2 separate regions of the Homo sapiens genome follow, and region 2 is linked to region 1. Evidence: read pairs that join two places in POLR2A ChIA-PET (ENCODE). Cell type or tissue: GM12878. All regions are shown on one strand. Links, peaks and the distances in the headings refer to the core of each region. The heading gives the core; the rest is flanking DNA. Region 1 overlaps BCL2 (BCL2 apoptosis regulator). Region 2 has its middle 210 kb from the start of BCL2.

The links. Peaks named below come from ENCODE experiments on the same cell type or tissue, not always from the same donor. Only the 100,000 strongest peaks of a DNase experiment are listed, where the experiment ranks them.
Region 2: POLR2A ChIA-PET joins it to region 1 with 5 read pairs; 2 of 35 experiments call an interaction of 5 or more read pairs at or near these places.

Annotation. Positions count from the first base shown.
Region 1 is chr18:63,187,277-63,199,508 of GRCh38, forward strand. All of the region lies in intron 2 of BCL2 (BCL2 apoptosis regulator), which reads right to left. It also overlaps the pseudogene LOC124904379. Among named protein-coding and RNA genes, the nearest start is that of BCL2, 130 kb to the right of the region's middle. RefSeq lists an enhancer at 10,282-10,341. In GM12878, for the core only: no CTCF peak of the experiment used is centred there; a DNase peak (open chromatin) is centred at 5,855; H3K27ac peaks cover 2,745 bases.
Region 2 is chr18:63,100,892-63,113,123 of GRCh38, forward strand. No RefSeq gene overlaps it. Among named protein-coding and RNA genes, the nearest start is that of BCL2, 210 kb to the right of the region's middle. RefSeq lists enhancers at 5,679-5,808, 6,019-6,088, 6,109-6,158, 6,199-6,248. In GM12878, for the core only: no CTCF peak of the experiment used is centred there; DNase peaks (open chromatin) are centred at 5,210, 5,616, 5,944 and 6,424; H3K4me3 peaks cover 2,534 bases; H3K27ac peaks cover 3,175 bases.

The DNA.
Region 1 (12,232 bases), core at 3,534-8,533:
CTGGTAATCCTGATATGATAAGGCTTTAACAAGGTCAACTAAGTAACCTGTAGTCAATATCCTCATTCAAGAGAGGTCAGATGCTTGGGGACTCACAGCTGTACAGATGTACTGTGTGCCCTTTTATCTCTCCCTTATGCACATGCCGTTCTCTCTACCTAGATAAGTGGGCACCTCTACCTCTATGATTTCTCTTTCAGGACTCCGTGTAGTTATCATTTCCTCTAAAAAGCCTTTCCTAAAACCAAGTTGGATGTCTGTTTTGTGGGCACAGCCCCCTACACCCACCCCACTTATCCTAATGGGTTGAAAATACCAGGAAAAACTTCAGATAAAGACCATGCCCCAGTAAATAGCTGAATAAAGAACAGGTGAAGGGTGTCAGAAAAGCAAGAAATGGAGACAGAGGCTTGGAATGGTCTTCCTAGTATTGTTGTTGTTACCTCTACATGGCCACCCTGGGGGTACACGTGGAGCTGTGGAAATCTCTAAAATCAAAACCAGGCCAGGCTTAGAATTAGTTCGACTAATACAGATTACGTTACTTGAATGTTTTCAAATGCAGATTTTGCTTTTTTATTTTTCTTTGCTCTTTATCTCATTAAAATAAACAGTGGTATGGCATTCCCATTTGAACCAGGTCCAGCTCTGAAAGCTGGAGCAGTCTTCAGATGGCATGCTCCATTTGGCCCCTGCTCATAGGGCTGGCGTTCAGACCATGGAAATATCAGCAGAATCGAATGCACTTGGGCAGTTTCCATAAACTTTGTAAGTATACGATCAAAGTTAAGACAAATGGGAAACACAGAATAATTAATAACAATGGTGAGTGGAAAATGCTAGCAAGCCATAACAATCCAAAGCATGTTTTCTATCTCTTTTTAAGCAGCTATCTGTCTTACCCACAAAGACACTGCCTGAAAAATGAATTCACCAGCTCTATATCTGAGGCAGAATGACATATGGAAATAGTACAGTCTTTGGCGTTAGACCTGAGTTTCAGTGCTAGCTCTGAAACTTACTTGCTGGCTGCATGGCTTTAGCAAGTTCCTTAAGATGGCAGGGCCTCTGCTTCCTCATCAACTTTTACAATTTTGGAGGTTTAGAGAAAATATAAGTACAAGTGTTTAGCACATCATAGGGGTTCAATAAGGGATGACTAGTGCCATCATCATTATCTTCAACACTACTGAAGAAACAGTAAAATAATCAGTTTGGAAATTATGAATGACCCTAAACTGAATTGGAGTTTAATTATATAGGTGATAGAAATAAAGATTGGAATAAGCAAATTAGAACATAAACTGGAAAATATTTAACAAATGTAAGAAAGCAAACTTTTGAATAATTTAATTATACTCATTTTACCATAATACTATGTATACATCAACAAATCTTAATTTGTATTAATTTGTAATAATATTAATTTCAATTTATAATACTCATAATCCTTAAATTATATATTAGCTGAACAGTATATTATATATCCTTCCAGAAAATGCTATGAATATACATGCATTTGTATATGTATCTAATTTTTTTCTCATCAATAAAATAATATTATCCATACAGACTTCCACTTTTTCCCTCTACAATAAATCTCAGACATTTTAAAATGTGAGTTCATATGTATCCATCACCTTTCTTAATAGCAGCATTTTATTTCATATCAGTTTACCAATTTAGCCAGTACCCTACACAGACATTTCTTTTTTTCCCCAAGTTTTTTTTTTTTTTTTGCTGCAAAATTAAAATACATAATGCTGTAATAGACATCCTTACACATAGGTAGAAAAAACTTGTAGAAGTGAAATTACCAAGACAAAGGCTATGTAAACTTAGCATTTTCAAAATTAAGGTCAAAGCGCTCTCCAAAAACTTTACAAGAATTTACCCTCCCATTAACAGCATATAAAAAAAAAAAAAAAAGAAAAAGAAAAACAACCTAGGCTTTTTTACACTTGCTTCTCCCAACTCTCTCTGTCTAGGCTTGTCCCAGGGCAGAAGGTACAATCCAGTCATACTAATAACTGATTTAAAGGGTCACCATTCAGCATTTAGCCATAATTCATGATAGTTCCTTGTAGTTATCTTCTGTTGTTGCTTAGTCTGAAACCATAAACAACGCTGGAGGTCAAAAAGTTCCTGCTTGTCCTAGGTTAGGTATATCAAGTTCCTCTAGTTGAAGGTCCCTTAACTATGTAGGAAGAGCTCCCCCACCCCTAAAAGAAAAAAGCAAAAGTAAACCAAACCAATCACAGATAAACTGAGTCAAGTCATCTTGTATGTACTGAATGTTTTTCTGCGTTAGGCTCAGCACTAGGGGGCTTTTCATACATTATCTATTTTAGGTTCTACGTATTTTTGAGGAAGCCCCCCAGATTGCCGAATTATACCTGGGAAAACGAGAACTGGTGTCCCACCCCCCACCCACCGCATCCAATGAAGTGCTGCTTTCAATCAGCAAAAACAGGCCATCCCACTATCAGCCAGAAATCCCTATTAACAGCCGTTTCTGAGATAACTGATGTTCTCCGTGTGACTCTGAGGCTTGGTGAGATATTTAAGTGTCTTTTAAGTCATTAGAAGAGATAAATATGTGTTCAGTATAGTTGTGGTGTCAAGTATATTTTGTTGTATTTGAATTCTATAAAAATCTGTTGTGGAAAAGTGGTCTATTGGGTATTCCCAGATTAAATAGAATGTTGAACTAACCAGAATACGTCACTCTTCTAGCTGCCTGGGGGTTTACTGCACTTAAGATAAACTGGGATTTACCATATTACTCAGCCCTGATCTTGGCATCATAAATCTTCTCTTCACTTCACTCTCACTGTCACACTGAGCGAAAGAATAGAGGCCCCCTCTCCCAGGATAAAAAAATGTGAAAAAGGGTAATTTCCCATCATTCTCCCTAAAAAGAATCCCATGTAAGACTGTTGAATCCACCCTAAATAATAATCTCCAAATTAACAATTACCACCCTGAGATGAGAGCAAATAAAAAATTGGATTGGAATGCAGAGCTTGACAAAATGATTCCATGCCACGGGACATTCTCTGTGATTTGCGAATACAAATGATAGCCCATTCTTTATTTAAAACATCTTTTCTAAGGTCAGGTTTTTGAAACTTAATCTACATCTTCTCTCTAAATTAATAAGGTTAGATCCCAAGTACAAAGGAATGTCCCATGAAGTATCAGAAGCTGGACACCAATAGTATTGTGAGATATAAGTCAACATTTAAAGTCCACTTTTCACTTTCAGATGGCAGGGACACAACTGCCACCCAGCCCATGCTCCCTGCAAGGGAAGAAGGGATTCTCCCTTCCTGAGGGTCAAGCCCCTGGAGATTGTTCTCAACCCTAGAAACCATGGGCCTGCCCCAGTAAGTGAAAGTCTTATTTTACTTTATTTATTTTTTAAAATTTTACTTTAAGTTCTGGGATACATGTGCACCATGTACAGGCTTGTGACATAGGTAAACGTGTGCCATGGTGGTTTGCTGCACCTATCAACCATCACCTAGGTATTAAGCCCCACATGCATTAGCTATTTGTCCTGATGCTCTCCCTCTCCTCGCCCACCCTCAACAGGCTCCAGTGTGTTGTTCCCCTCCCTGTGTCCATGTGTTCTCATTGTTCAGCTCCCATTTATAAGTGAGAACATGCAGTGTTTGGTTTTCTGTTCCTGTGTTAGTTTGCTGAGGATGATGGCTTCCAGCTTCATCTATGTCCCTGCAAAGGACATGATCTTATTCCTTTTTATGGCTGCATAGTATTCCATGATGTACATGTACCACATTTTCTTTATCCAGTCTATCATTGAGGGGCATTTGGGTTGGCTCCATGTCTTTGCGATTGTGAATAGTACTGCAATAAACATACATGTGCATGTATCTTTATAACAGAATGATTTATATTCCTTTGGGTATATACCCAGTAATGGGATTGATGGCTCAAATGGTATTTCTGGTTCTAGATCCTTGAGGAATCGCTATACTATCTTCCACAATGGTTCAACTAATTTACATTCCCACCAACAGTGTAAAAGCATTCCTATTTCTCCACAGCCTTGCCAGCATCTGTTGTTTTTTGAAGTCTTTATTTTATTTATTTTTATTTTAGCAACTATAATAACTTGGTCTTCTAAGGACAGACCCATCTTCAACTGAATTCCACTTCTGAGGCAGAAAAAACTTTGTGAGATTCCAGTATATTCAAAAACAGTTAATTTGTATTCAGTAGTGTCACTAACCTACTCATATGAAAAAACACTTTGTGTGTATGAAATACATCACACTTTAAGTAGCTGAGGTGGGTTTCTGGTGAAATCACTCATTGTAGGCATCCATGCATAAGCAGCTGCTTACTGAAGAAGTTAAGCCAGCCTTGGAGTTCAGGATAAGCCCTAAAGGTTTCTGATGTGTTAAGTGGAGATTCTGAAATCTGTGCCAGAGAGTAGGTTTTAGGCCGGTGCATTTGCAAATCACTGGAAAAAGCAGTGCATTTGAACCCCCTCAGGACAGACTGTTGCATGTGATTAATTAATCTCTGACCAATCAGAAATAACTAAGCGTTGAGGCTGAAATATGAAATTAAAAAAGAAAATTGGCCTAGTCTTCATTTCTTTTGCATTATTAAAAAATAACCTACAAATACGTTTGTTACATTTAAATCATCTACAGCCTGAGTGCCTCCTTCCTTCATTTGACAAACTACTCATTGAACTACTATGTGCAGGGTGCTCACCTAGGGCTTGGGAGCACTGTCGGGACTATGACAGGCATGGTCCCTGCTTTCATGGATCTCAAAGAATAAACAAGCACAGCATTGACTGTATAGAAATATTCAGAGAATTAAAGTAGGGTGATAGGAGAGGGAATGATTGGGTGTTCCAGGGGAGCCTCTCAAAGGAAGTGACATTTAAGCTGAGATTTGAAAGGCAAGAAGGAGCCAGCCCTGGGAAAGTTAGGGGCAGTACAATGTAGGCAGAAGTCACAAGTAGTGGAAGATCCCAAGGAGGGAGCAACCTGATGTGTTTGGAGGATCAGGAAGTCAGTTCGAGTGGCCCACAAGCAATGGGGGAGTGTGCAGTTGGTGAGAGCTGAGGCTTGAGAATCAGTGCGAAGGCAGTGTAAGATTTTGGAAATCAGATCGAGAGCCTGGATATTATTCTAGGATGACGGGAAGTATTTGGGGTGATAAGACAAGCTAAAAAGCATGGCCCATACATCTTTTCCACAAAGACCCCAAACTAGAGAGATGGCCAACAAGATGGCAGGTGTCCTGAGGTGCACGTCTATCCCTTGGTGCCCCTCACCCAAAGAGCCAGACTCTTGAAAGCACTGATGGCAGCTGGCTCCTTGGAATGACATCACCAGGGGATACCACGGCCACAGCACTTGCCATTGCATCAGCTCCAACCTGGTCAAGACCTACATCATCAAGACCTCCTCCTTCACCCCTGCCCCAGCATCCAGACTTAATACAGCTTCTCACTCCTCCCCAGAAATGCTTCCCTGTCTACTTCTGCATTTTCAATACACAGAAGGGTTTTGTCCCCAAGCACTGACAGATTCCATACTTCTGTGTAACTAATTTTGGCCAAAAATATTTTCAATATCTTTGAAATTCTGAATGCGTTTCATCAAGGAAACAAGGGTAATCAATTCTACAGCCATACTTGTTTCATGTATGAAGAGAAAAACTCCCAAATAACACCCCGTGATGAAATGTCACACTCAACCATTAAAGACCTATTTTTAGCAAAGTCAACCGCTGAGTTCTCAGCCAAATGAAAGGTCATGTGTTATCTGAGAAGCACATGTTACTGTGGTCATCAAATTGCTAATCTGGGGCAAGGTATTCCATGGAAGATGCCTGTTATGAAAGGAGAGTGTACTGTAGTGATTACTGCTATTCAGAAATGAGGATCAATCTACAAAAATGATAAGGAGAACATGAACTTAACAACTACATTTCAAATGATGTTTTAAACATGTCCATTAAAGTGACATTTGTGTGTGTCTGTGTGTGAGTGTGTGTGTTAAGAACTCTTAACATGAGATTTGCTTATTCTTTATTCCTGTTGAAGGGCAACTCCCCATTTCTCTCTTCCCCTAGGCCCTGACAACCACCACTGTGTTCTCGGCTTCTGTGAATTTGGCTACTGTAGATGCTCATATAAGTGGAATCATGCAGTATTTGTCCTTCTGTGACTGGTTTATTTCACTGAGCATGATGTCCTCAAGAATCATCCATGTAGTTGCATATGAAAATATTCTTAAGGCGGAGTAGTATGTATGTGTGTGTGTGTGTGTGTGTGTGTGTGTATACACACACACACATACAAATACACACACACATATATATACACATACATATATATACACACACACACACATTTTCCGTATCCATGCATCTGTGAAATGACATTCCTTGATATATATTATTAGTGGACAAAAATGTGCCCTGAGGTTTCAGTATGGTGGTCCATATATCAAACATATGGTTCTAAAATGATATCATCACATCTAGCATGGTATTGAAAAGACTGATGTAGATTTATTTCCTCACTAGTATGACCTTAAGCAAGATATATTATATTCCTAAATCTTGGTTCTTCATCTGTAAAAAATAAAAATAATCATATTCATCTTTCACAGGGCTGCTGTGATGATTAAATGAGATAAACCACACAACACAGCATATGACATAGTCACTGATATTCAATACATATGAGTTCCCTTTTCCTTTAGCTCTCTGCTCCCACAGTAATCCAAATTTTTGGCAAGCTAATAGTTTTTATTTTTCGATACAGTTATTAGCACCATCCAATCCCATATAAACCACAAACAGGCTGGAATTTTTGTCTATTTGTTTGATGCTGAAGCAGAAAAGTGTCTGCCAGATAGTAGGTGCTCAATAAATAGCCATTGAATGAAATGAATGAATGGGAAGTTACACTGGAATGAGGCTGAATGTGAAGGTCAGTCAAATATCTTAGCAGAATTATTGGATATGTTTTTAATGGAAGAGATACATTTTTAAACTTTTTTCTTTTTTTTTTTTTGAGATGGAGTCTCACTCTATTGTCCAGGCTGGAGTGCAGTGGCATGATCTCGGCTCACTGCAACCTCTGCCCCACAGGATTCAAGCAATTCTCCTGCCTCAGTCTCCCTAGTAGCTGGGATTACAGGCGTGCGCTACCACGCCCAGCTAATTTTTGTATTTTTAGTAGAGACGGGATTTCACCATGTTGGCCAGGCTGTAATAATATAGTGATTATTATAGTATACTCTATACTGTAGCATAGAGATTGAGGTTGGCACATCTCACATATGACTATGAATACCCAATCATTATGCTTATGAACTACAAAAAAATCAGCAGATAACTTACAAGTGCAGCCATGTTACAAAATAATTAAGTATAAAAACCATCTAATAAAGACAGCAGTGGTCCCACTAAACTCTGTGATATTTTAACCATAAACAAAGCATTAATGGGAAAAGTCTGATCCCAAGGGTTCCTGGATCAGCAGTAGGTCAGTGATACCCAGGAGAGCAGGAACCATGGCGTATAAGGCTTGCCTTGGACTCAGCTTCAGGATCTGAGAGTCGGCCTGGGGAAGTCCTGGTAACCTGCAAGGTCACCTCTATAGAAGAGCCAGTGGTGGCAGGCATCGCCTCTCCAGCTCTTCCAGCTTATTTTCCCATGATAGTGCAGTGATATATCATTTTAGAATTATGATTCTAGAATTATGTAGTCACATGGAGGGGGCATACCCAACATCACAGTGGATGGAAATCGACCAGAGTGACCCCAGAACACCAAGAAAACATCATAGTGGGGATGGAAACCTCCCTTGCTCACAAAGCTGGGGATTGGGAGCTAACTCTGCCACCAACAAGCTGTGTAGCTTTGGGTAAGTCATTGAATCTTGGTCCAGCAGGCCTTGGTTTCATCATCTGTCATTTATCAATACAGGCCGCTTTCATCTCTATCTCCTCACTTCAGAAGTCCCATGCCTGGACTGTGGCGGCCCTGGCTGGTATCCCTTCCCATGCCTTGCTGTTTTGGAAAAGTTACATGTGTAGAAACTACAGATGGTAGTAGGGGAGACAATAAGGAAGAAAAAGTCACTCCTTCACCTTCTTTTAAAGTACTATGCTCACAACTGCTCACATCTGGCACACTTCAATAGCAATCACTTGCAAGGTCCAAAAATCTTGAACCATGAAAGTGAAAGAAGGAGCTTTATCTTCAAAAGGAAAATTAAAGACCTGGAGAGGACCACTTGGGACCTTTTTATTACACCTAGATAATGGCAGGTATTATTGCTCTATGCAGCAGTATGTTTTTATGAATAGACTAACACACACCCTTAGGCTGTAAAATAGTGCTTTAGGATATAACATGTTGATTCAGATACAAAATAAAATACTGTTTGTATTGTAGGCTTTTAATGAAAAGTCTAAAAACACACCTATTTAACAAACCTCTATTTTTATAGGGCCTGCCTAAAAAAGCCTGCTTTAAAAAAAATCTAAGTATGGGTGGTCTCACACCTAGAAGTGGCACAAGAATCCTTTGTCAGACGACGTGTCTTAATTTTTGCCATGGAAAATGTGGTCACCATAATTATAGCCCAGAGAAAATAAAAGGTTTTTAAAATTCCATGCAGGAGGGGAATAAGAGTTTGTTAGCATTCAATAAAACTATAATTTAACCAGCTTTTAGGTACAGCGGAATCAGCAGTTAAATTACAGCACTGGACAATTCTCTATTTTACCTTGTGGCTATTTGTCGAAGTGTCTTATTTCCTCTTGGAGACCTAAGCTCCTTGGGAACAAATGCCAAGTTATCTGTATCCCTGTAACCTCTACCAGACCTGGTACACGGTTTGTTTTTTGTGTTCAATGAACCACAAAGAATCTTTCAGGAAAAATCACTTGAGAAATATTTCAGAGTAAGAGGAAATCAATGCATAACTTGTTAAAAACTATTTTCTTAGGCTGAAAGATATTTCAAATACACATTTTAAAAGGTTCATTTATGGAAAAAGTTCAGTTGTGCAGGCTCTGAAATGAGATTTAGCCAAGAAAAGCATCAATACTAATTAAGTATTGATAAAGAAGGAGGGGGGAGTTTAGCTAGGTAACTTAGTCACTTGGTTACTAAAACCTTCTTCTCGATGGAAAGAAACCATTAGAGATTGAGCGACTCATATTGAAGGAGGAGCTATAATGCAATCGTTTCTCTCTATGTATGGTCTTTTTTTTGGCTTTGAAATAAAAGGGTCAAAGGTAAATGAGCCTATTGAAAATTAATGAGAGCTGAACGCTGCATGCTGTTAATATGCTCACTTAACTCAGGCATCAAGAAAGAACCGTGCGGCCCTTTATCATACGGGATAAAATACAAAAGCCTTTATATACAATTTTTGTTTGTCAATTAAAAATAACTAAATAAAAATTTTAAAAACTTTTTTAAATAAAAGCTTTCCAGGAAGGTTGGGCGCAGAAGGACCTGAAGTTTCCTGCACATGGAAACATCATAGTTATGAGTTTTTCTCAGCTTGGATTTCCTGTATTTCTCAGATTTCTTAACTCCACAGTGCAACTTACTTTCCCTCTAACCATGAATATGCATCAATCAGAAATTCCAATATTTTAGCATCTGAACTCCATCTTCCTAACTGCATCTCATCATCAGAAGTAGCCAAAAAAAGGTCTTCTTCAAATCTATCTTCTTCACGTTTTGATTTCTTGCAACAGAAATAGGATGACGATAAATACAGGTGAGAGAAAATAATGTTTTCCCGAAATAGGTAAGAAAGTTATGGCTTGTTGACATGTGGCTGCCAAACACACATGGGTGGAAATCGATTTGAAGGGTTTGGGTCTGTGTAAAGATGCTGCATGACCTTCAGAGTCCAACCCGGCTAAGCGCCCCCTGCCACTTCCTAGCTGTGTGACCACTGACAAATCGTTCACTTTCTTTGAGCTGCTGTCTCCTGGTCTGAAAATGGAGCAAATGCTCGTACCTGCTACAGGTGTTCAGGGCTCAGACAGTGCAAGTCACAAGCTTATAGCAGCACCGTGTCTGTCATGTGGTGAGAACCCACTACATGGTGGCTATTTCTGGTGTCATCTTCTGCAGCAATTTGTCCTGCTTGAATTGTGCAGAATGCAATCAAATGCCAAACTCTTCTTGCATTTTCAGTGACAATCCTCTGGTGACAGCTACCTCAGAGGACGGTGTCTGTGAGGCGCCAGTCACTCCTACAGTTGACTCCCCCATGTCCACGTCTGCTCAATCAGGGGAACGGTCACAGCAGGAACAGAAAAGGGAAGGGAGAGAGGAAAGGAGGGAGGGAAAAAGGGAGAGAAAGGAGGAAGAAAGGAAGAAGGAAGTGAGGGAGGAGGAAGCTTTCATAAGATGATGTAATATTCAATTTCCCATCCTCATTCTTTGCCAATCGTCACCAAATATTTTGAATTCAAATGAAAAGCATGTTAGTCAGACATTGAGGGGTGAACCTGTCCCCTGTGAGAGAGCATAGTTTTGTTGGCAAATGGGAGTGGAGAGTAGAAAAGAAATATAAAACAAACAGAGACTCCAGTTAAACTGATCTGTCTTCCTCAGTCTGGTGTGGGATTTTCTCCATTGAAAATTTCTGTTTCTTAATATTGTATCATAAGGTGGATTTTATTTGAGCTTTTCAGGTTATTTGGTCTTTCTTTTGTAAGAAAGTAGTTTATTTGTTTTCACAACAAAGCAGAGTGGCTTCTGGTTGAGGAAGGAGAGAACTATGAGTTGAAGGAAGACGGTTTTGCATGACTATGCTATGCCCCTGTATACGCAAAGATGTAGAGACACACACACACAGACATACACACACACACACACACAGAGACACACACAGACACACACAAACACACACAGACACACACTGACATAGAGACACACACACAGACACACACTGACACAGAGACACACATAGACACAGAGACACACACAGACACACACTGACACAGACACAGAGACACACACACAGACACAGAGACACACACAGACACACACTGACATAGACACACACAGACACCCATTGACACACAGACACACATAGACACAGAGACACACACAGACACACACTGACACACAGACACAGAGACACACACAGACACACACTGACAGAGACACACACAGACACACATTGACACACAGACACACATAGACACAGACACACATTGACACACAGACACACATAGACACAGACACACATTGACACACAGACACATAGACACAGAGACACACACACAGACACACACTGACACACAGACACAGAGACACACACACAGACATACACAGACACACACAGACACAAAGACACAACAGACACAGACACACACACTGACACACAGAGACACACACACACAGACACACACAGACACAGGGACACACACAGACACACACTGACACAGAGACACACAGACACAGAGACACAGACACACACTGACACAGAGACACACAGACACACAGACATACACAGACACACATAGACACAGAGACACACACAAAGACACACAGTGACACACAGACACAGAGACACACACACAGACATATACAGACACACACAGACACAGAGACACACACTGACACAGAGACACACACAGACACACACTGACACACAGACACAGAGACACCCACAGACATACACAGACACACACAGACACACACTGACATACAGACACAGACATACAAAAGACACACACACTACACAACACATGCACACATAGAGACACACAAATGCACACACACAACACACACACAGACCCATGTACAGGCACAGACACAGAGACGCAGACACACACACCACACACATCACATAGACACATACACAGACACGCACAACACACAGACACACACAACACACACACTACACAACACATGCACACAGAAACACACAGACAAATGCACACACACAACACACACAGACACATGCACAGACACAGAGACACACACATATACTACACAACATGCACACACAAGACACACAGGCACACAGACACAGAGACACACACAACACACACAGACATGCATAGACACACACAACACACACAGCCATAAACATACAAACACTACACAACATAGGCACATACACAGAGACACACGCAGACAAATGCACATAGACAACACACACAGAGACACATGCATACACAGA
Region 2 (12,232 bases), core at 2,826-7,825, 87 kb before region 1:
GTTGCTGTCCATTTATTCCATCTCCATTATAGTGTCTGTCTGAACAGCAAATATGAGGCTTCACAGAAGCATTGAAGATCTAAAAAGCATTTGTAACTGACTGTAAGCGAATTCAGCATGAGGCCTCAGGTGGCATACGAGCCTCTGGCACTTTCGTCTTACCCACACTTGAGACACTGTAGATCTCAAGGCAACATCAGGACCATCCAGGGCAGGTGGCAACAATTTTCTTTTAAAATTCCAAGGTAGCTTAAGCCAAGCCTGTAAGTGGATTGATAGGCCTCAGGTTCAAGACCAGAGAAAAAGAATAGGAGAGAAAAGTGACCCTCAAATGGCCAAGAAAAAGAAGGCAGGAGAGAAAAGAGGGAGGGCCACCCACGGTTTGCACAGGTGCCATCTCCAGAGCCATGGGGTGCTGCACCTGAGGCTGCAGCTCCTGGGCACAGCGGACCCGACCCTCCTGAACCAGGGGACCAGCAGCACAGGCAGCCGATGTGTGGCTCTCTCCAAGCTCTGAGCTTGGGGGCACTGAGTGGAGGGGAATATCCAGTTCGGAGGACCTGACGCTTCTGGCTCTCTGCTCCTCCAGGCTCAGCTGTTGAGTGCAGACACAGGCTCTGGGAGGCCAAGGACTTCATGACTGGGCTCACTCCCAGCAGGGCAAGTGGGGTCCTGGGGCCTGAGCCCCTGGCTATCTGCCACTGCTCTCTCAGACACCACGAAGGAGGCTCCGCAAAACACCATGTCCCTAACAAAACGGGATTTGACCGATTCTGTTGCACATTCAAGGTGTTAAAGCTCCAACCTGAATAAAGGCTGTGCAACTACATAATGCTGTAAACAGAGCCTCTGTGGAGCGCGTGCGTGTGTGAGCTTAGCTCCGAGCCCACATTCTCCTAGAGTGGTGGAGGGTCTCATCCCACCTCCCAGTCCCTCCTGGGCCCGCCCCCAGGAGCTAACCAGCGTCCGGAATGGCCTGGCTTTGGGTCTTCGCCGTGGCTATAGCCTCTCTACCTGGACCATCTGATTCCTGTTCTGAGCTGAGCCTCCAGCCCTAGGGTGTAGGGAGGCGGAGCTCACCCTCTTTTCCCTCCCCGTGAAGCCGCCTTCCTGTGCGCTAATGTTTTACCCTGGCTGAATTTAAACAGATGTGGTCAAGGATGGCGGGTCCCCAACGTGACCTCCCTGGCTCTGCTATGCATGCCTAATCCCCGTCCCCCAATCGATCACTCCCCGGACTCTCCCCTTCTCCCCTCTCCTATGCGACCACCAGTTGCTCACCAATAATTCGAAACTGCCTTTTTGACAGAGAAAATGAGTGTCAGCTGTTTGCCTACCACGCCTGATTCTAAGAATTAAAGTGAACAAAAAGTTAAGAGAGTGAATGTTGATCACAACAGAGTTCACTGGTAATGAAATGAGATTCCTGGAAACGTACTCTTCACCCTGGAGCTGGTTAAGAAGGAGATAGAGACCATCCTGGCTAACATGGTGAAACCCCGTCTCTACTAAAAATACAAAAAAATCAGCCGGGCGTGGTGGCGGGCGCCTGTAGTCCCAGCTACTCAGGAGGTTGAGGCGGGAGAACGGCCTGAACCCGGGAGGCGGAGCTTGGAGTGAGCCGAGATCGCACCTCTGCACTCCAGCCTGGGTGACAGAGCGAGACTCCGTCTCAAAAAGGAAGAATAAGAAAACACAGGCCAGGCACGGTGGCTCACGCCTGTAATCCCAGCACTTTGGGAGGCTGAGGCCGGCGGATCACTTGAGGTCAGGAGTTCGATGAAACCCCGTCTCTATTAAAAATACAAAAATTAGCCAGGAGTGGTGACGAACGCCTGTAATCCCAGCTACTCAGGAGGTTGAGGCACGAGAATTGCTTGAACCCAGGATGCGGAGGTTGCAATGAGCTGAGATGGTGCCACTGCACTCCAGACTGGGCGACAGAGCAAGACTCTGTCTCCAAAAAAGAAAAAAAAAGAAAAAGAAAAAGAAAAGAAATATTTTTCCTGGTCTGCTTCTCCATCCCCCATCATGGCTCTGACGGTCCCAGGTCACTGGTGGGAGCTTTCCCAACTGGGCCTGCCTGGGAATCCACAGCCTCTTGTCACTTGCTGTGAGCGAGTAGATGAACACCTGCTGAGTAAGAAGCTCCTCCTGGGATGTGGAGGTGGAGGCAGGGAATCCTCTCCTTGCAAATTAGCTCAGCCATAATGAAGAGGCGCTGATGGACCGATAGGAATTCACACCCTTCTTTATTCGGCATTCCAATGTGAAGTTGTCCACACTAGGACAAGAGGTTGAAAGGAGGATGATGTCACAGATTGAAATGGAAACTTGGTGGGAGACATGTGATGTGTGTGGTATGATATGTGTGTGGTGTGTGTGTATGCTGTGATGTGTGGTGTGTGTGTGATGTGTGGTGTGGTGTGATGTGTGGTGTGTGTGCAGGTGTGTAGTGTGGTTTGTGGTGTGATGTGTGGTGTGGTGTGTGTGTGGTGTGATGTGTGTTGTGCATGTGGTGTGATGTGTGGTTTGGTGTGTGTGTGGTGTGTGCATGTGTGTGTATAGTGTGGTGTGGTGTATAATATGGGTGTGGTGTGGTGTATAATATGGGTGTGGTGTGGTGTAGTGTGATATGTGGTGTGTTGTGTTGTGGCACATTGTGGTGTTTGTGGTTTGTTGTGGTTTGCTCTGTGTGTTGTGTGTGTGTGGGGGTGTGTATGGGTGTGGTGTGGTGTTTTGTGGTGTGGTCTGTGTGTGTGGTGGCGTGGTGTGTGTGATACGCGTGGTGTGGTGTCACATGTGTGTGGTGTTGTGTGTGGTGCTTTGTGATTTGGTCTGTGTGTGTGTGGTGTGTGCATGTGATGTGTGTATGGTGTGTGGGGTATGGTATGTTGTGTGTGTGGTGTGGAGTGTGTGTGTATAGTGTGTTGTGTGTGTATGGTGTGTGGTGTGGTGTGATTTTGTGTGTGGTGGGTGTGGTGTGGTATGTGTGTGTATGGTGTGTTGTGCTGTGGTGTGATGTGTGTGTGGTGTGATGTGGTATGGGGTGGGTGTGTGTGTGGTGTGTGGAGTTGTGTGTGGGGATGTATGTGTGTGTGTGTGTGTGTGTGTGTGTGTGTGTGTGGCGGGGGTGTATGTGGCGTGTGCATGTGCTGGAAAAGACAGGATTTCCGACATGAAGACCGGGGAAGCCTCTGGCTGCTGTGCCCCATCCTCAGCTGGGGGCAGCCCTCTCTGCTGCAGGGTGGAGGGAGGTAGGCGAGGATGCCGAGGCTCAGCTTCAAAAGGGGAGGACTCCCTGGAGTTGCGGAAGCCTTTAGTAGGGGGGAAGTAGGTGGAATGCGGGGGTCACTCCTTGCTTTCCGGAAACCCCAGTGTCCCCTGGGGTGGGGTTTCTGGAAACTTTCCCCTGGCCGTTTTCTCTCCATGCGCCTCTCCTGCTGCTCTCTCCTCTCCGCAGCTGTCGGGGAGCAGGCTGGGTACTTATTTCAGTCCCCTGTACCTGGCTCCTACAGCTAAGGGCCCTTCCAGAACAGGTTTTTCCCAAAGTCCCAGAGAAAGTGCTCACCAAGTGCGTGTTGATGATGAACCCCGAAATCAACGTGTGGATTTTCCTTCTGGTATTTGGGATTTTTTTTAAAAAAAGAGCACACCTTTGAGTTTTTCTCTCTTCTCTATAATATGCCACACGGCGAGGTTTCAAAGGTTATAGCAAATTGAGAACGAAAAAGGTTTTGAAGGAGCCAAGAGGAAAAGACTCCAGGTTCATCCTAATGTGAATATACAAGCAGGCCTCGTCTCATCTGTATAGAGCACAGGTCTATGGGACCACGCAGAGTGAGGGGATGAGACTCCTGCACTCAAGACTTTGCAGTCCTATTGGGGACCAGGTGGAAAACGTTATGGAACATGTGGAAACAGAGGAAAACCAAACCCATGCCTGCAGGAGAAGTGCAGGCTAGGGGATCTCTGCGCCGGGATTTTCGGGGAAGGATTCATGGGGGCGGTGGGAACGAGGGGGCCCCAGAGGATGAGTAAGGCCTACGTAGGGGGAAGGAGGGGAAGAAATCCTCGAAGCTGGTATGAGTGTGAGTGTATCTGAAGCGGGGTTTGCTGGGGATGTTTGGCTCTGAATGAGAGGGATGACCACTTGTTGAGCTTCCCATGTGCCCGGCCCCGCAGTGACATGTGTTAGCTCGCCTCATGCTTACCACAGCCCTGAGTCAGGTCTCATTATGTTCATTTTGCAGATGATAAAACCAAGGTTCAGAGAGGCTTGAGTCATGCGGTCCAGAAGGAAAAGCAATGGGACTCAAATTCATGTTGGCCTCCAAAGCCCCTGCTCTCAGTCCTACCTCTCAGGACCGGCCTGGGGGAAGACGGGAGTGTGGTGTTGAGTGGAAAAAATATGGCTGCCCAGAGAGGGTGAAGGGTCAATATGGGAGACACAAGACGGAGCAGAAAATCCTAGCCTTATCTCAGGAGGACGTAGAGAGTCATGGTAGTTCTTTGCTTATGGGAGGGATGTGGAGAAACGGGTGTTTAGAACAAATGAGTTGGTCTGGGTTTCCTGGAAGATGCCAGAGGGCAGGGAGACCACCCAGGAGTGGGCAACATGGCCCTGGCTCAAGGTGGAGGATGGCAGGAGAGGAGAGAATGGAGCAGACAGACATCTGCCCAAGTGTTCCATGGTACATTAGTCAGTGTCCCATAAAAAAGAAGGCCTATGGGTGGTCAAATTTGGAGTGTTCTGGGTTGAACAGAGTAACAGAGTAATAGAGTCATTGCTCTATTGTGGAACTTCTTTTTTTAAGATGGAGTTTCACTCTTGTTGCCCAGGCCGGAGTGCAATGGTGTGATCTCGGCTCACTGCCAGCCCCCCCTCTCAGGTTCAAGAGATTCTCCTGCTTCAGCCTCCCGAGTAGCTGGGGCTACAGGCGTGCGCCACCACACTCAGCTAATTTTTGTGTATTTTTAGTAGAGACGGAGTTTCACTATGTTGGCCAGGCTGGTCTCGAACTCCTGACCTCAAGCAATCTGCCTGCCTGCCTTGGCCTCCCAAAGGGCTGGGATTACAGGCGTAAGCCACCATGCCCGGCCTACTGTGGAACTTCTCATAACCTTTGATATGCTGATATGACTGCAGAGGGAAATGTAATCTGCAGTGTTTCTCAGACTCATTTGACCATGAAACCCAGTTTCTGCCAAGCACCTCCTGCAGCTGGCGTTCCACAGAACACTCTGAGAAATATTGTGGCGCCTGGTCGCCCTTACGTCATGGGTAATGTGGATGATACGCTAAGTTGGAACTTTGGGTGCAGAGCCCAGGCTCTTGTTTCACTGACCTACTGAGTTTTCTTGCTTGTTTTGTTTTCTGAACCTTGCTTTAACCTTCCCTAGCAACTGGGATCTCTTCCCCAGAGTGTGCTGCTGAGGGGATCTTGGGACAACGCACTTGCTCTCATTGTGCCAGGCCTGCAGGCGGGAGTGGACTCACCTTGCCAATGGCCCTTCTCTATCCTTGCTGAGGACCATGATGGGCTTATCCTGCTTGGCAGCTCTGGCCAGGCCTGGAAGACCTACACTCACATATGAGTAGTTACAACTCAGCCATCCTCTGTCTGAAGAACATTCTGCCCCAGGGAAGACATCAACAGGGATGTCAGAACAGCCTGGGGGTCATGGCCAGATCACAGTAAAAATGGCAATACGACTGGCTTGCTACAGAAGAGAATTCAGAATAAGAAGTTCTCTCGGACTCCATCCAGAGGGTGTTGCAAAGAAACCAAAAGAACCACCTTAGAAGGTCTCACTGGTGGGGCAGTTTTGAGCCCTCAGGGACTTCTAGATGGTAAGAGTGAAGAGTGTTTAGGAAGAAAGACTTGTCTGTCGGCGTAGCTACTAGCTACATGCATGTCTCCACTGAGGACACAAGGACCAGGCTCTAGAGACAATTCAGCCGATTGGGAGTCTAGAGACCAGAACTTCTAACATCAGCCCAGACACCAATGGGCTGGCTGACCTCAGGGCAAATCATTTTATGTGGTTTCCTCCTTTGGAAAAAAAAAAGAGAGAGAGAGATATATATATAAAATCTGATCTACCTCTTAGAGGTTCAGGGTGGTTTCTGTTTTGCTTTTTGTGAGGAGCAACTCATAAAAATGATACCAAACTCCTCTGAAAATAAATACAGGCTCTATGCATTTCTAACAATAATAGCAAGTATTCTCATTGGGATTGTGGCTCAATTTACCATGATAAAATCACTGGTAAATTTCTAAAAAGTTACCTCTTTGTGCACATACCTTCTCTTAGAAAATGGTTTTCTGTTAGAGGAAAATTAAAGGACACTCGGAGTTACTCATTTGGGAGTTTATGTTTTTCCTTTCCCCCATTGAATAGCTCTCTGGGGAGGTTTCCATTTTGGTCATATTTCAGAAATGACTGAACGTCAGATTCTGCACTCTCACTTACTGAGAACGAATTTAGAAAAAATAGTGAGATTAGCAGATAAGTAAACAAACATTAATTGAGGCTCAAATTGTAGAAGTACTTCGGGCAGTATGGAATTACATGTTTCCATATTCTTTGTTAGTCTGCATGAAACCAAAACCCAGAAGGTTATATTAAACATAATCACCTAACTCCATGGGGCCCTGGGAGGAATTTTTAATGTGGCAATTGAAAGGCGTGTGATTGTGCAAAACACAATGGCACAAATGAGTGTTCCTGTTGCTTTCGTTTCTTTCAGAAGGGAATTAGCTCTGGGGGAGCACAGAAGAGTACCAAATTTCAGACCTCCCTCCCACCCCAAAGAGGAGAAACACCCTGTTGGACCTCACTGATCCCCTAGGAAGGTGGATATGAGTCCTATCTGGAATGAGGTCTTAATACAGGTTTTATGTTGTGAGAACCTGGCCCCTGGCTCCCAGGAGTGCTTCTAAGTTAAAAACTTCATTGCATTCATTTTTTTTGTTGGTATTTAATACATATTTCATAGACTCCCATCTTAAAAGCTTTCTGATTGATTGGCGGCAGAGAGCCAGCTCCCTTATCTAACAGGACTAAGTCCCCGCTTTCTCCGTAGTGGCCAAGTCATCGGTGTCTGCAGTTAGACTGAGAACATCCAAAAAGGCCGAACAGAAGGTGGAAGAGGCTGCTCTGTTATTTCTCGTCTGATGTCATGCCCTTAGTTAGTTGCACCTGATAAGTATTCACCCAGTTCCTCATCCTTTCTCCTTTGGAGCCTAAGTGGTCTTGCGGGTGTGTGGTTTACTGGGTACTGTGGCCTTCCCTTCTGCATCCAGCTGCCAGTGGCTGAGAGGTCCTTTTAGCAGAGGAGTAGCTCTCCGCAGTAGGATAACTATAGACCTGGATCCCAAGGCCTTCCTGCTCAGCCCTGGGGTATTCACCTCTACCTCTCCATTGTATTTACATCAACGAGGAACCCCTTGGACCTGTCCTGTCCAATACATAACCACTAGCCACATGTGGCTATTTAAATTTAGATTAAGTTAAATTAAATTAATTTTTTTCTCAGTCATTTCAGTCACATTTCAAGTGCTCAATAGCCGCCCTGTGGCAGGTGGCTACTGTATCAGACAGTGAAGGTGCAGAATACTGCTGTCATTGCGGAAGGTCTATTGGAAGGTGCTGCTTCAGAGATCACCCAGCCAATGCCTTGATTTTTCTAGAATAAGAAACGGAGACCCATAAAGTTTAAATGACTTTTCCAAGAATATCCAGGAACGTATAATAATATGTTTCCTGGCCATTTTGGAATTCTTATCAGAGGAAGATGTTCTTTATTTAAGTCTTGATTTTTGAAAGAAATATTCCCCTTCAGATATAATTTGATTTTTACAAGTAAGATAATGTAATATAACAATGGTCTTGAACTATGAAAACACTGGATACATTTTGGAGAGGCTCACCGTGATATATTCAATACTATCGAAATGATTTTCTTATCTTTAGTGGCCAGTGAAATTTCACAAGAGAGAAGTCTAGATTAGTTTTTGGAGACCAAGAAACATTGGTGTATTTATTCCTTACCTGGGAGTGTGCTATTAATACGATTATGCTCCTGAAGACTCTTGGAAACCTGAGATCAGTTATATGAGAAAACCAAAGGGCCAGCTGTGCCCTGGAGTCATAGGAATCATTATTATAACGTCCACAGTCTGTCGGCATCATTGGTCAGACACAGGGTGAGAGGACAGTAATACAGGCTCACCACGACACGTGTGTCTTTAACATACTTCATAAACACTTAGCCTCCCTTACAGCCAAGACAGACAATAAATGTCTCTCTCACTCAACTGTGTCCAGGATTTACACAGTGCCTCATGCAAGGTCTCACTGCAGGCCAGAATTCACAGAGGGTGGGAGGGCTGAAGACTTGCTCCATTGCAGAAATCAACACAAAGAGCCATTGAGTGTTAAAGATGGGGGAATTCAGCACTTGAGGACTCAAAAAAGGTCCTCCTGTAGAAGGGGCCCAAAAAGTTCCTCTGAGAGTCGCCTTTCTTGCTAGACTTCTTTGTATACAATTTGTCGCTATGGAGAGAGATCAAAGGGAATTCTAGGCAATTGTTTTTAGTTACTAACTCAATGAAATTGATCTGCAATTATTCTAACAGGTAACTGAACCATGGTACAGAGAGAACATAAAATAAAGAATCTGGGCTTGCTGTGGTCTTTATTAATTTCTTCTTTATTATGAATACCTCTGCTATGTTCTTCTAAGCCCCCACCCTACCATATGCGATAAGAAAATATAAAAGAGAGCAGCATAGTGTCTACCATTGGCACAATGGGTTGTGTTTCTCTGACTTTGGGGCCTCGACTTGTTGGAGAAGACATCATGAAATGCTTGTGTCCCCCAAGGATGTGAGTTTATTGAGCAGACCCTCGAAACTGGGGCAGCAGTAGAAGCTCTGGTGAGCGTTTGGGGTAAATTTTATGATAGGAGGCTAGCATGCCAGAATAGGAAACCAACTTGTAAGGATGCAGAGGGCAAGACACTAGGTCCAGACGGGTCAGAGAGCACCAATCAAATGACACACATCTGGGTGAGTCAAATTCAGAGCCCAGAAGGTCAGAAAATTAGCAAACTCAACACTGGTATGCTGCTCTCTTTTGTAATTCTACCCCATATGAGTAAGCAAGGGCTCCTTGAATTTTCTGACAGTCAAGAGGGAGGATTAAGGAAGGACAGATGATGGGGTCTTCATAGTGGTTCCAAGAGTATCTTCCACCTATCGGGATGGGCCTTTCTCCCACTTGGGACTCAGCCTGGAGATGTGCATGCAGCTTCCTTGATGGGGCTGCTGGTTCACAGCACCCTAACCATTCAGGGGCTGGTAAATTTCCCTTTCTTGGGAATAATTCTTGGTCCCACAAGGTATTCTTCCTTACTCTTGACCTATTTTGAGGAGGAAATGGGGACAGGAACGATTATACAGCAGGTATTATCCCTGTATACTTTGGGAATAGAGCTAGGGAAGAATTTTGAGAGATTCAGAGTGGCGGTGAGGGCAAGATGAAATGAAACTGGAGAAAATTGCTGAGCTGTGGCTGTGTAATTGGAGGAGGCTAATCCTTGCAGAGAGGCACTTCTGGGCACCAGAACTTCTCTTCTGCAGATGACCATCTCCCTGAAGGCTGGCGCTTCTGGTTCAAGATGGCATGGATGGCTGGGAGCTGCCTGCACCAGCTGGTGGTGGTGGTGGGGACCCACAGGCCTGGGTGATATGGTCTGGCTGTGCCCCCACCCAAATCTCATCTTGAATTATAATCCCCACATGTTACAGGAGGGACCCAGTGGGAGGTAACTGAATCATGGGAGTGGTTTCCCCCATGCTTTTCTCGTGATAGTGAGTTCTCTTGAAATCTGATGGTTTTATAATCATCTGGCATTACTCCTGTGGGCGCTCATTCTCTCTCCTGCCACCCTGTGAAGAGGTGCCTTCTGCCATGATTGTAAGTTTCCTGAGGCCTCCCCAGCCATGTGGAACTCTGAGTCAATTAAATCTTCTTTCTTTATAAATTAGCAGCATTAATTTAGACAGACTAATACACTGAGGAAGAGTAGGGTGAAGGTTAGACTTTACATACATAGTACCATGCTGAGTTTGGTTTCAAGGGCCAAACTGGTGAACTCAGAAAGGGAAGCCTGATGTAGTTGGAAAAGTCAAACCTCAGCTCCACTACTACTAGCTATGAGGCTTTGTGAAAATAAATTAACCACTCTGAACCTCAGCCTCTTTATCTGTGGTGGTAGGCTGAATAATGACTCCTCCAAAGATGTCCACATCCAAATGTTCTGAAACTTGTGAATATGTAAACTTACATGGTAAAATTGACTTTGCAGTTGTGATTTAGTTAAGGATCTTGAGATGGGGGCAGAATTTTGGATTGTCTGGGTGGGCCCAACCTAACCCTAGAGTTGTTGTAAGAGAGAGGCAGATCAGAGTGAGAGTGAGGAAAGCAAAGGCTGGAGTGATGGGAGGAAGGGTCACCACCTACGGAATGTTGGGGGGCCTCTAGAAGCTGGAAAAGGCAAGGATACAATTCTCCCCTAGGGCCTCCAGAAGGGAGGCAGCTCTGTCTACAACTTGATTTTAGCCCAGTGAGACCTATAAAATGCAAAATAAAGGTACTCATCTCATAAGGCTGTTGCCACAGATTAAAGGAGACAATGTATCTGAAGCACTTAGCATAGTGTCTGCCACACACTAGGTGCTGGGTAAAAGGTAGATTATTTTATGCTTTTTTTTTAGAAATTATACGATCCGAGCCAGGGTTGGATTCCATCTGACTTAAAGCCCAACCACTACATTATAGTTAAAACAACTTGTAGTGGTTGGAAGTGGATGCAGTTCTTCCAAAGAATCCGTGGTAAAACATTTTAGGATTGCTGGAACTCAAGGAGATGCTTCCAAATTCTTTATCTCAGAAAACTTTTGGGACCCCAGCATCCCCTTTGGATAACCTGTTGCATCATCAGGCCTCCAGACATGAGGCTGAATTCCTGCATCTGAGTTCTGCACATCTTGGTGGTTTTTGCAGGATTGCATGTGCTCTTGAAGCACTGTCTCATATAATGTGGCAATGGAGACAAAAAAATGTCACCAAGGTGTGGCTATGGAGTGGGAGAGGAGGACTTAGAGGATGTCATTAGCAAATTGCTGGGTGGCTGCCAGGGTGTTGCAGAAGTCTGGTGACTTCATTTGATAATTTGCTGATCATTCAAGTTTATTCCTTTCTAGGTTCCTGTCATCCTCACTGGCTTTGTTTTGCAGCTGAGAGACTGAATATACAAATGGGCAATGGCCAGACCAGATATAAAAATAGAATTCAGACCCACAGTCTACAGCAGCCAGCCCAGGAAACCAGCTCATGACCTACTGTTACCGGCCCAGGAAACAGGTCTGCTATAAATCAGACTTGCAGGAAGTCAGATCACTGTCTGTAGAAACAACCCATGAAGCCAGACAATAACCTCTGTACAATTGCCCCCAAATGGCCAGGAGTTAATTAATAATGGACTGCTTCCTTGATTTTCTTCCCTGATTCCAATTTAGGACCAACCAGAGAAAGCCAATATGCACCTCTAATTATTCATGTAGGATGTCCTGCTTCTAATTAGCCCACCTCCATGTAGGCGCCCCCACCCTATGCCAACAACCTCCCATCAGGGTGAGCTCAAAGCCTTCCCTCTTTGCCATTTTAAAGCTTTCCCACTTATCTGTTTGCCTTTGATTCTCTGCCAAAATGCAAAAGATAGTGAGTGGCCGACTCCCTTAGTATATATAGCAAGCTCTGAATAAATAGCCTTTGCTTTTCTCATTTGGTTGGTCTGCATTTATTTCCACATGCCGTACAACTAGCACATGTGAATTTGGAGGTAAGGACACGTTCTACACTCTTGGACCCAGACAAATTTGGTCTCACGTGATTGGATCAGAGGGACAACACTTGTGGTCTCATGAAGCGCCAAGGCCTTCTTGGTTCCTGTCTTTGTGGCGTGTGGATGACTTCTCTAGGAGCAGGAGATGACTGTGATGGAATAGTGACTAAGTTCTATTTGAACTTGAATTAGTTATGGCACAAATGGGTGGAACATAAAAGAAGTAATTAGTAAAGGCAAATGGGAAAAGCCCAAAATTGGAATTTTGTTTTTAAATAACACTTGGGAGAGAACAAATTAGGAATGAAGACAACC